Linked DNA regions of Homo sapiens: region 1 is linked to region 2. Evidence: chromatin contacts called from ENCODE Hi-C or POLR2A ChIA-PET data. All regions are on one chromosome and are shown on one strand. The core of a region is the stretch at or near the end of the contact, and the rest is flanking DNA. Distances in the headings are between cores, read along the strand shown. Region 1 has its middle 130 kb from the start of LINC00924. Region 2 overlaps LETR1 (lymphatic endothelial transcriptional regulator lncRNA 1).

Region 1 (4,061 bases), core at 226-2,725, 270 kb after region 2:
ATAGCATCAACAACCATTGAAGCTCTTCTTGTAAGTGTACTAAAAGAGCTCTGGAAAATTTCTATAAAACTTTTGTCCTCCTTCTTCTCTAATTCTACAAATTTTCTTTAAATACCAAAAGCACAAATAACTTCACAGATATCTCTTATTACATATGTCTATCGATGTTGCAACAGAATTGCTCAGAATTTCAACCATTTGTAGGTTTTTTTTTTTAGCTAGCCTGGGAGCCTATGTGCATTTAAGCATTTTCTAAGGAATTCTCTGTTCTAGATTTCAAAGATGCTAATATATTCTTTTAGCATTCCCTAAATTTTCAACAATAAACTCACAGCTTTGCAGATTCTCATTCTGGTTCTTGGAGAGAATGTACGTCTTTACATATTTGCAGATTCATGTGTGAAACTTCAGATGAGCTTTCGGGAGCCTTGTGTTAATTAAAAAAGGGAAATCAATGGGCCTGTGAATCCACCTTTTCCTGGGGTTAAAATCCAAGAAGAAATTAAGACCAAGCTAAACAGAAAAACTACATGGGTGGGAGAAATATTTACCATGTATACACAACTCTCTCTCAAGCACACATAAAATACATTATTTTTTTATTGAAGAAAAAAGATATTAAAAAATCCAGTGACTGATTTTGCTTCTTGAACCAAATCAAATATTTTTTTGTCCGAGCTCTCATAACTGCAGTCTGCAGAGGTCACGGCCTCAACTTTCTCCTTCAGATGGTCTGCGAGTGGAATGTCCTTACCATTAAGGCTCCTTTTGTTTTCCTTGGGAGGGTTTTGCTTACACTGGCAAGCGGCTGAGACGAACCAAGGTTCTCTAGACTCTGTTTATTAGGTTTTTATCTTCTTATCAGAGTCTTCCTTCTTAAATCATGTCAGCATTTTACCACTCTTCAGGGATTCCTGGTGTTTTATTGTCTATGAACTGCTTGGGGGGTGGTCAGGGAGGGAGCTCGCCTAACAAATATAACATTTATAGAATAGTAGAACCAGAGAGGACGCCGCGCTCACTTATTATTCCCACACTCACCCGACGTTTCCTCTCCCCCTGCGGGTGAGGAGCCCCCGGGAAGCCCCTTGCCAGCTCAGCCCACGCTTATTTGTCAACGAAGTGACATGGCTTCTCTGTGGACAACCTGCTTTTCAGTTATTTTGAGTGGCTCTTTAAGCCCATATGTACTTGCTTAAGCCATTTTCAATCATCCAAAGAGACCATCGGGTGAGTGGGCGATTGCTTTGAACTTGAGAACATTATTGGGTTTCATTCGCAGATGTAATCTGGATGTAGGGGGTCCGTTTCTATACCTGCTTTTCCTACCACATCGGATTCAGACTTTAAAATAGCCTCATGCCAAAGTGTCCAAACTTCGTAGTCTAAGCACAAGGTTCGGAGGGAAGGTGAGAAAAATTGCCTAGCTTTAGCTAAGGCAGGGTTTTTATGGGGCAGTGGAGGGAGGTGGCCAGAAACCAGGAAGACAAGAGGAATGCTCACTGCTGGGAAAGTGAGTCATCTCTTTTCCCTTTCATTGCTACCCACATGACTCATCATAGTATTATATTTTTAACCATAGGCTGATTATGTCTAGTCACATGTGTTTAAAACAAGTTCTAAAAATAAGGTTAATTAGGAAAAAAACACCTTGTCAGAAAAAAAAAATCCACATCTTTTCATTGAGGTCATAAAGTGACTTTATTGTTATTAATACATATTGGTTTCAAAAGTGGTAAAAACCGTAAGACAATGGCAATAAAACAACTCCTAAAGAGGCATGAGGTTCTAAGGCAGTAGATTATGCTGATATGTGAATTCTTATAGATATAAATTAATTCTATGTATTAGGTTGGTGCAAAAGTAATTGTGGCTTCTGCCATAAGCTCATATAAGATGAGAGTTTGATCTACAAGGGGGGATTATAGTTATTAAAGAGCATTAAACTGCTTTCTAATGTTCATCTATCCTTTCAAAAAATATTTATTGAGTGCTTACCTGTGTGAGGCATTGTTTATCTTGGAATCCCCAGTCTACAGGGACATGGCAATAACTGCCTGGTGTACACACTGGTCTATGTACTCTTGTCTTAGTGCATTGTCCCGGAGAATATACAATTCTCTTTCTAGTGATGAGTAACTGTTTACTCCTACTCTTTGTTAAGACCTCAGGGTATGTATGTTCAGTATTCCATGGTAAGGAAGTCTGAATTCGATGGAGGATCACATGGGTTTCTTTTTTATTTTTTTCCCTCTAATGAATCTTGAATGACATTTCTTTTTCTTTAAGAGCATTTTCCCTACTTATTAAAGCAATAAGTTCTTGTGGAAAAGTGCTTAACATAACAGTTTCACGGCCAGCTTTCCCTTCCAGCTGATAACATCGCAGAGAAAGACGAACACAAGGCTTGGAAATTTGGGACTAAATGCTAACATGATTTTTTAGATAAAAATGAATAGTAATAAAAGAAGTTTGAAATTTTATCATGAAGACTTAAGTGCATTTTTCAAGTGAGTTTCTACTTAGCTTTTTTTTCCCCCTCAATTCCCTTATCGCTGCAACTCAAATTTGAGGGACTTATCGTCTTCACTAATCCATCACTTGAGCTTCATTTTCATGATTTTCTGTGACTTGAGTACTCCAACTATTTAGGGTTCCCCATACTGCCTCAGCATCAACATAATTTCACCTTCATAATTGATTGATTGTACCTTTCACAGAGAAAAATATGAATAAAGGCCTGGATTTTACTAGAATGTAAAAGATAATTGCTAATATAATAAAACACTTGGTAGGACTACTGCTCTCATGAAGTTTAACCTTCCAAGGCTTTCTAAACTTAGTAAAATTATATTAGTCATCTCCTTGTTGTTACTATTATAATAATTTCTTAAAGATACGATGGTTGACTCAGGGTTATTCATTTTTTCATCATTCATTCAGCTAGCATTTATTTATTAGCTGCTGTCTTCCAGACTTAGTGTCAGGTATTAAAAGGAAGAAGAACTAAACGTAATACTTATTTTTGTTATGAGCTCCTACTTGAGTTTCTTAAAGTTTGATTAGCATGTAAAGAAATATTTACAATACAGTAGATAAGAGCTATATGGCATCACAATGGGGAGAGCCATGGATATTTCGAAGACCCAGTCAAGTGGAAAGTTAGGTTCCAAAGAAAAAGTAGGAATTTAGGGGAGGAGTTCATATTTCAGGCAGAGAAGTGTTAGGCTTGGGCATAAGGAAAAGAATGTGCAGGAATTGCCCTGGGGAAGGCACAATTTCCCAGTAGCTGGCAGGTATTGGAGGAAGTGATTGAGGGGATATTAAGGGTTAGGATACCGTTTAGTAATGAAGGTCCCCTGTGCCCTGCAAGGAGATTTGTGAGGTTCACCCCATCCCTCTGCATCCACCCCAGTGAAATCAATTTTCAGACTCTATGTGGTCAATTAGCCTTATTAATTACAAACATTTTACTACTTTTTGAGTTTAGCCAGGCACATGATCACATCCATTTTATCTGTTACTATTTTGTTAAGCCATTGCTTTTTATCTAGGTTATAAGAATAAGACAGTGAAAACTACCCTTCTATAATACAACCAAGTGCAGCAGTCCCCGTTTATCCACAATTTTGTTTTCCGCAGTTTCACTTACCTGTGGTCAATGGGGGTCTGAAAATAGGACATCACTACCTGTGTGCTTTGGGGCCATTATTAAGTCAAAGAAAGGTTAATTGAACACAAGCACGGCAACAACAGGACAGTCAATCTGATAACAGAGATGGCTACTAAGTGAGTCATGGGCAGACAGTGCAGACAGCCGGGATCTGCTTCTCCAAGAAATGATTCATGTCCCACGTGCGACGGAGCAAGATGGCCCAAGATTTCATCACACTACTCAGAATGTGGCACAATTTAGAATTTATGAATTGTTTATTTCTGAAATTGCTCATTTACGTCACAATGCCTATAGCTATGCATCCCTTTATCTCATGACATAGACATTTTATATTTCACATCATCACAAAGAAAAGGGTGAGTACAGTACAGCAAGATATTTTGAG
Region 2 (4,065 bases), core at 1,037-3,536:
CTCCCTCCCTGTCTCTTATATAAACCTAGTTCCACAGACCCTGTTTTGACTTTAGTTTCTCTTTTTTATTTTACTTGGAAATTTTTAAAAGAGTCTTCTGAGTCTCCAAACTAAAGCTATAAGACAGAAAAAAAAAAAAAGCCATCAGTCAATACAGCTGGGGAACTAGTTTCTCATATCAGCATCGAATTCCAAGGTATTCAACTTGAACTAAGTGCAGCCATCAGAAAAACCATAGAAATGGGAAAGTTGCTGTTGTAAATTAATGATTATTTGCTGTGTGCGTTAGAGTTGCGGTTTGTACCACATTTTATTGTGATGTTTTATTCTTACTCAGTGCAACAGTAATTGGGTCTTAAACATGATAAAGTATCTTCAAGGCTGCATTGGTAGCTGAGCTGCCTACGGCAGGTTTTTAACTCTAGTTAAAGAAGGTTAATCAAAGCTAATGAATCTGTTTTATCCATTGCCATGAGTTTTTTTTTTTTTTTTAAATGTGCCAGGAGGTGACTGACCTAAAATCCGGATTGTTCAGCTGTGAAGGCAAATACATCTTTAGCATAATGATTTTGCAAGCCTCTTTGATGGCCCTGGGTCCATGGATGGCAGGTACCTGCAAGCTCTGTAGTTTTCTTACCTTTCTACCACTGCTCACTCTTCTGCCATTAAAAAATACGAGCCTTATGAAAATACAGGAGAGGGAATGCAATCCCACACTACAGCCTTCAGTGTGAGAATATCAAGAGACTGTTGCATTCAGAAGTTCAGAATAGCTCTGCTCTTTATAAAAGAATATGAGGAGCCCCCTAATAAGGCCAATTCATTAGAACAAGTGTTTGTTACTAAAACACACCACGCAGGACCACAGGGATCCGAGCCAGACAGCACGGCAATTAAAGTTGCCTCCCTTCCAAACGCAGGCGGCCCACCAACTCTCACCCACGAGTTCTGCTTTGTTTTCCTATTAGAAATGTGATTGAAGAATGCAAGTTCATAATTTGTTCATGCAGCAGAAGACTAGTAACTCTCTGGTTGCAACATCCTTTTATACACTTCAAATCAGAATTAAAAAAAAATTCAGGTTGCTTGTGTGTGTCCTTTCTGAAAGCGCAGGAGGAGCAAAACCTTTTGCTCTGGGAATCTACCTTGCTGCCTAGAAAACATTGCCTAGTTGCATTTGCAAAAACGCTCAGCGAGAGACCATCCTCCAAATATCTAAAATCACAGTAGTGGAGGGTTTTTAATTTTAAGCCCAGCGTTTACAGAAAACACACACACACACACACACACACACACACACACACACACACTCTCAGCCTGCAGTGACACCTTTTCCCTCCCCTTTGGTGCTCTGCGGAGCTTTGGAATGAGATTCATAGCGACTCAGGACTGTTGCTGGCAAGGAAAACCCCCTGCCTACCAGACAGAAAGAGGGGCGGGGAGGGCCATTGTGGCTTTCCCTCCTGCTCTCTTTTTAAGCCCAAATAATATTTGTACTTTGAGGGGAGGGTGCAAAAAAGGGATCAAGATATGAAGCAAGGCAGAACCCAAAAAGCGAGGGGGAGAAAAAAGCTCAAGGAGAGAGACCAGCTCTGGTCCGAGAAAGGGCCTACATCACAGGTTTCAAAAGCATCTTTTTTCAGTTTCACGAGCCACAACCCCCTTGATGAAAACTAGTTGCGAAATTCAGCGCCTGTTAGGCCTCAGCTAATTAGAAAAAATGGGCTTTTTTTCTTTTCCTTTCTTTCTTTAGCACCTTTTCTTTCAAGCATTTAGTCTCAGGAGGGGGATCCAGGCTCTTGGCCGGGCTGTTTTGAAAACACGCCTTTGAATGCGTCTCCCTAATTCACGCCTTTTGTTTTTCAGCTTTTGTGTTTGCCAGTTTGACCATATAACGTTATACATCTGGTGTATAGCTTGTTGGGGGCTTTTTTCTCCCAGGGTTCCTATGCATTCCCTATAGGACCCTCCTGAGCTTCAATTTGAGCGATCGTGTAACATAAAGGGGGTAAAGGAGAGCCTAGGAGGCTGGGGAGTGGGGGGAACGAGGGAGCAGGAGAGGGGAGGAGGCCTGGGGGAGACAGAGAGAGAAATGAGTGAAACATAAAAAAAAAAAAAGTTGAAAAGAATTCTTTTGCTCTCTTCTTTTCTTCTCACTGTTGCGACTGGACCCTGAGTCAGCCGGCGACAAGGCCTCGGTGGGAAAATGAAGGGGCCACAGAATAGATAACTCATTGGAATTCTGGCAACATATTCGTAAATAAAACAAAAGTGGGGCGGCGGACTGGGGGAGGGAGTGTGTTCCTGGGGAAGCGCAGAGCTGCACAGGGCAGGGCTAGGAGGACATTTCCAGGGCAGGCTCCCTGCCTTGCCTCTTGCAGGGGAAATCTAAGATGGTCAAAGGAAAGGAATCCAACGGTTTTGCCCAGGCTTGTTTAGCAAAGCTCTTGCAGCTGGAGCTGTTTATTATTGCAGCTAGGAAGATGCTCTTCCAAACACACTTCCCAAGCTGAGAGAGCTGAAATAATCTATCCTATTTCTTCAGAGCCTGCAGGGTCTGTGCCTCAGAAAGGGGTTTCTGTTAAAAGAGGAACATTCTTGAGCATGGTTATTCTTCCCCAGCTCCTCAAGAAGAGGCATCCCCCAGATTTAGTTTGCAGATATCTTTCCCAACTCTTACCTCCCATGCGCACTTTCGATAAAACAGCTTGGATACCGCTTCTTGGAATGATGATACTGATGTAAGTTTCTTGACTTAAAAGCTCCCAGTCTTCTAGTGGATTTGGTTGCTATTGGTGCTCATTGATGGGTAATCTTGTGGATGAGCTCTCATCTCAATTTCTCCATCTGCAAAATGGACATATCTTAATATCAAAGTCACAATTCTTAGTTTTCACATACCCGGATGGTTACTTTTGTAATGAGTCAATTTCATATTTTTGTTTAATATATACATAGTGTGTGTGTGTATCTGTGAGTACATAAAACCCATTATAAAGATATAGTGTATATTTTGGTGGTTGTGATTTTGTATGTCATCCAACTGCTCTAGAATAACTCTGCAAGTCTGATTTTGGCTGAAAGAAAACCTAGAATAAATAGGAAGACAATATGTTTGTGGCGGTTGTTTAAAGCTAATACCAGCAGCTTTTTCTTTTCTTTACTGCTGAACAATTTCAAAAGCAATACTAGGCATGAAAGCAAAACAAACTCATTTCAGTGCAAAGCTTATGAGTTATTTGTGTTTCCCTGAATTCAAGGAGGGGGTGGATGGGTAGGAAATTTGTTTTAAATATAGAAATGGGGAAAATACAACAAACTCCACAGAATATCTTGGAAGGTTCTGCAGCTTGAAGTGCAGAGTTTATTACAGATGTGATGTAACTTGTGGGTATAATTTTCAAAAATAGCTGAAGAATACACTGTGAGAAATCTTACCAAAAGTACCATTTTCCCCAATATATTTGTAACTCAAGTTACCAGCTGATTAACCCCTTGAAAAGAGTTTCTGTAGGTGGAAATCTATATCCCTGTCTGTTCTTAATCAATCCAGCCACATGACCAATAATGTGGATGCAAGGGTTAACACAATTAAATTAACAAATGTTTGGAAGGAAATGGTAAAATTGGTTTTTAAAAAGATGTTTAACAAAGACATTTTGCTGTTCCAATCAGACACATAATTACACAATAGGCTATTTTCAGGAATCTATTTTTTCCTAAATGTTAATCAGACCAGAAGAAAACGCCTGTTAGTCCACATTGGGATATGCTGTAATTCCCTTGGAAAAGTAACTTACCTTAGGGAAATATTTTACTTCCCAGAAAAAGACTGTTTATTTACTCTGAATTCTTTCCCTTGCAAGGTTGTTGTCTGGTTTTTGTTTTTGTTTAAACTGGTCTCAGAACATGGAGAAGTACGACCATCGTCAACTGAAACAAAAACAAAACAAAACAAAAAAACCATGGACTTGAGCTAAAATTCTTAAATGAATTGTTTAGCTTCAAAATGTAAAACTGTCCCAGCAAGAATGTCACAAAGTGTAAGCACAGAAGGATCTGTAT

Evidence for each region. A loop is a pair of places that touch in the nucleus more often than their neighbours do. ChIA-PET counts read pairs that join two places held with the same protein, here RNA polymerase II (POLR2A). Pooled maps may share reads with other maps.
Region 1: a map of endothelial cell of hepatic sinusoid shows a loop between it and region 2 (2.6-fold over the local background). The contact joins two enhancer-like sites. A Hi-C loop is called at or near these places in 1 of 168 maps with a recorded cell type or tissue (endothelial cell of hepatic sinusoid) and 6 of 50 pooled maps. POLR2A ChIA-PET finds 5 or more read pairs at or near these places in 3 of 52 experiments (CD8-positive, alpha-beta memory T cell, HEK293 and WTC11).

What each region holds. Positions count from the first base shown.
Region 1 is chr15:95,556,221-95,560,281 of GRCh38, forward strand. No RefSeq gene overlaps it. Among named protein-coding and RNA genes, the nearest start is that of LINC00924, 130 kb to the left of the region's middle. RefSeq lists an enhancer at 1,380-1,674. Within about 2 kb of position 1,476, at least 9 of the 41 ENCODE cell types and tissues checked have a DNase peak (open chromatin) inside an H3K27ac peak, as active enhancers do.
Region 2 is chr15:95,285,622-95,289,686 of GRCh38, forward strand. It overlaps LETR1 (lymphatic endothelial transcriptional regulator lncRNA 1), which reads right to left. Exons shown (of 4, transcript NR_034095.1): 2 at 3,801-3,933; 3 at 2,681-2,847. Among named protein-coding and RNA genes, the nearest start is that of LETR1, 39 kb to the right of the region's middle. Within about 2 kb of position 2,287, at least 5 of the 41 ENCODE cell types and tissues checked have a DNase peak (open chromatin) inside an H3K27ac peak, as active enhancers do.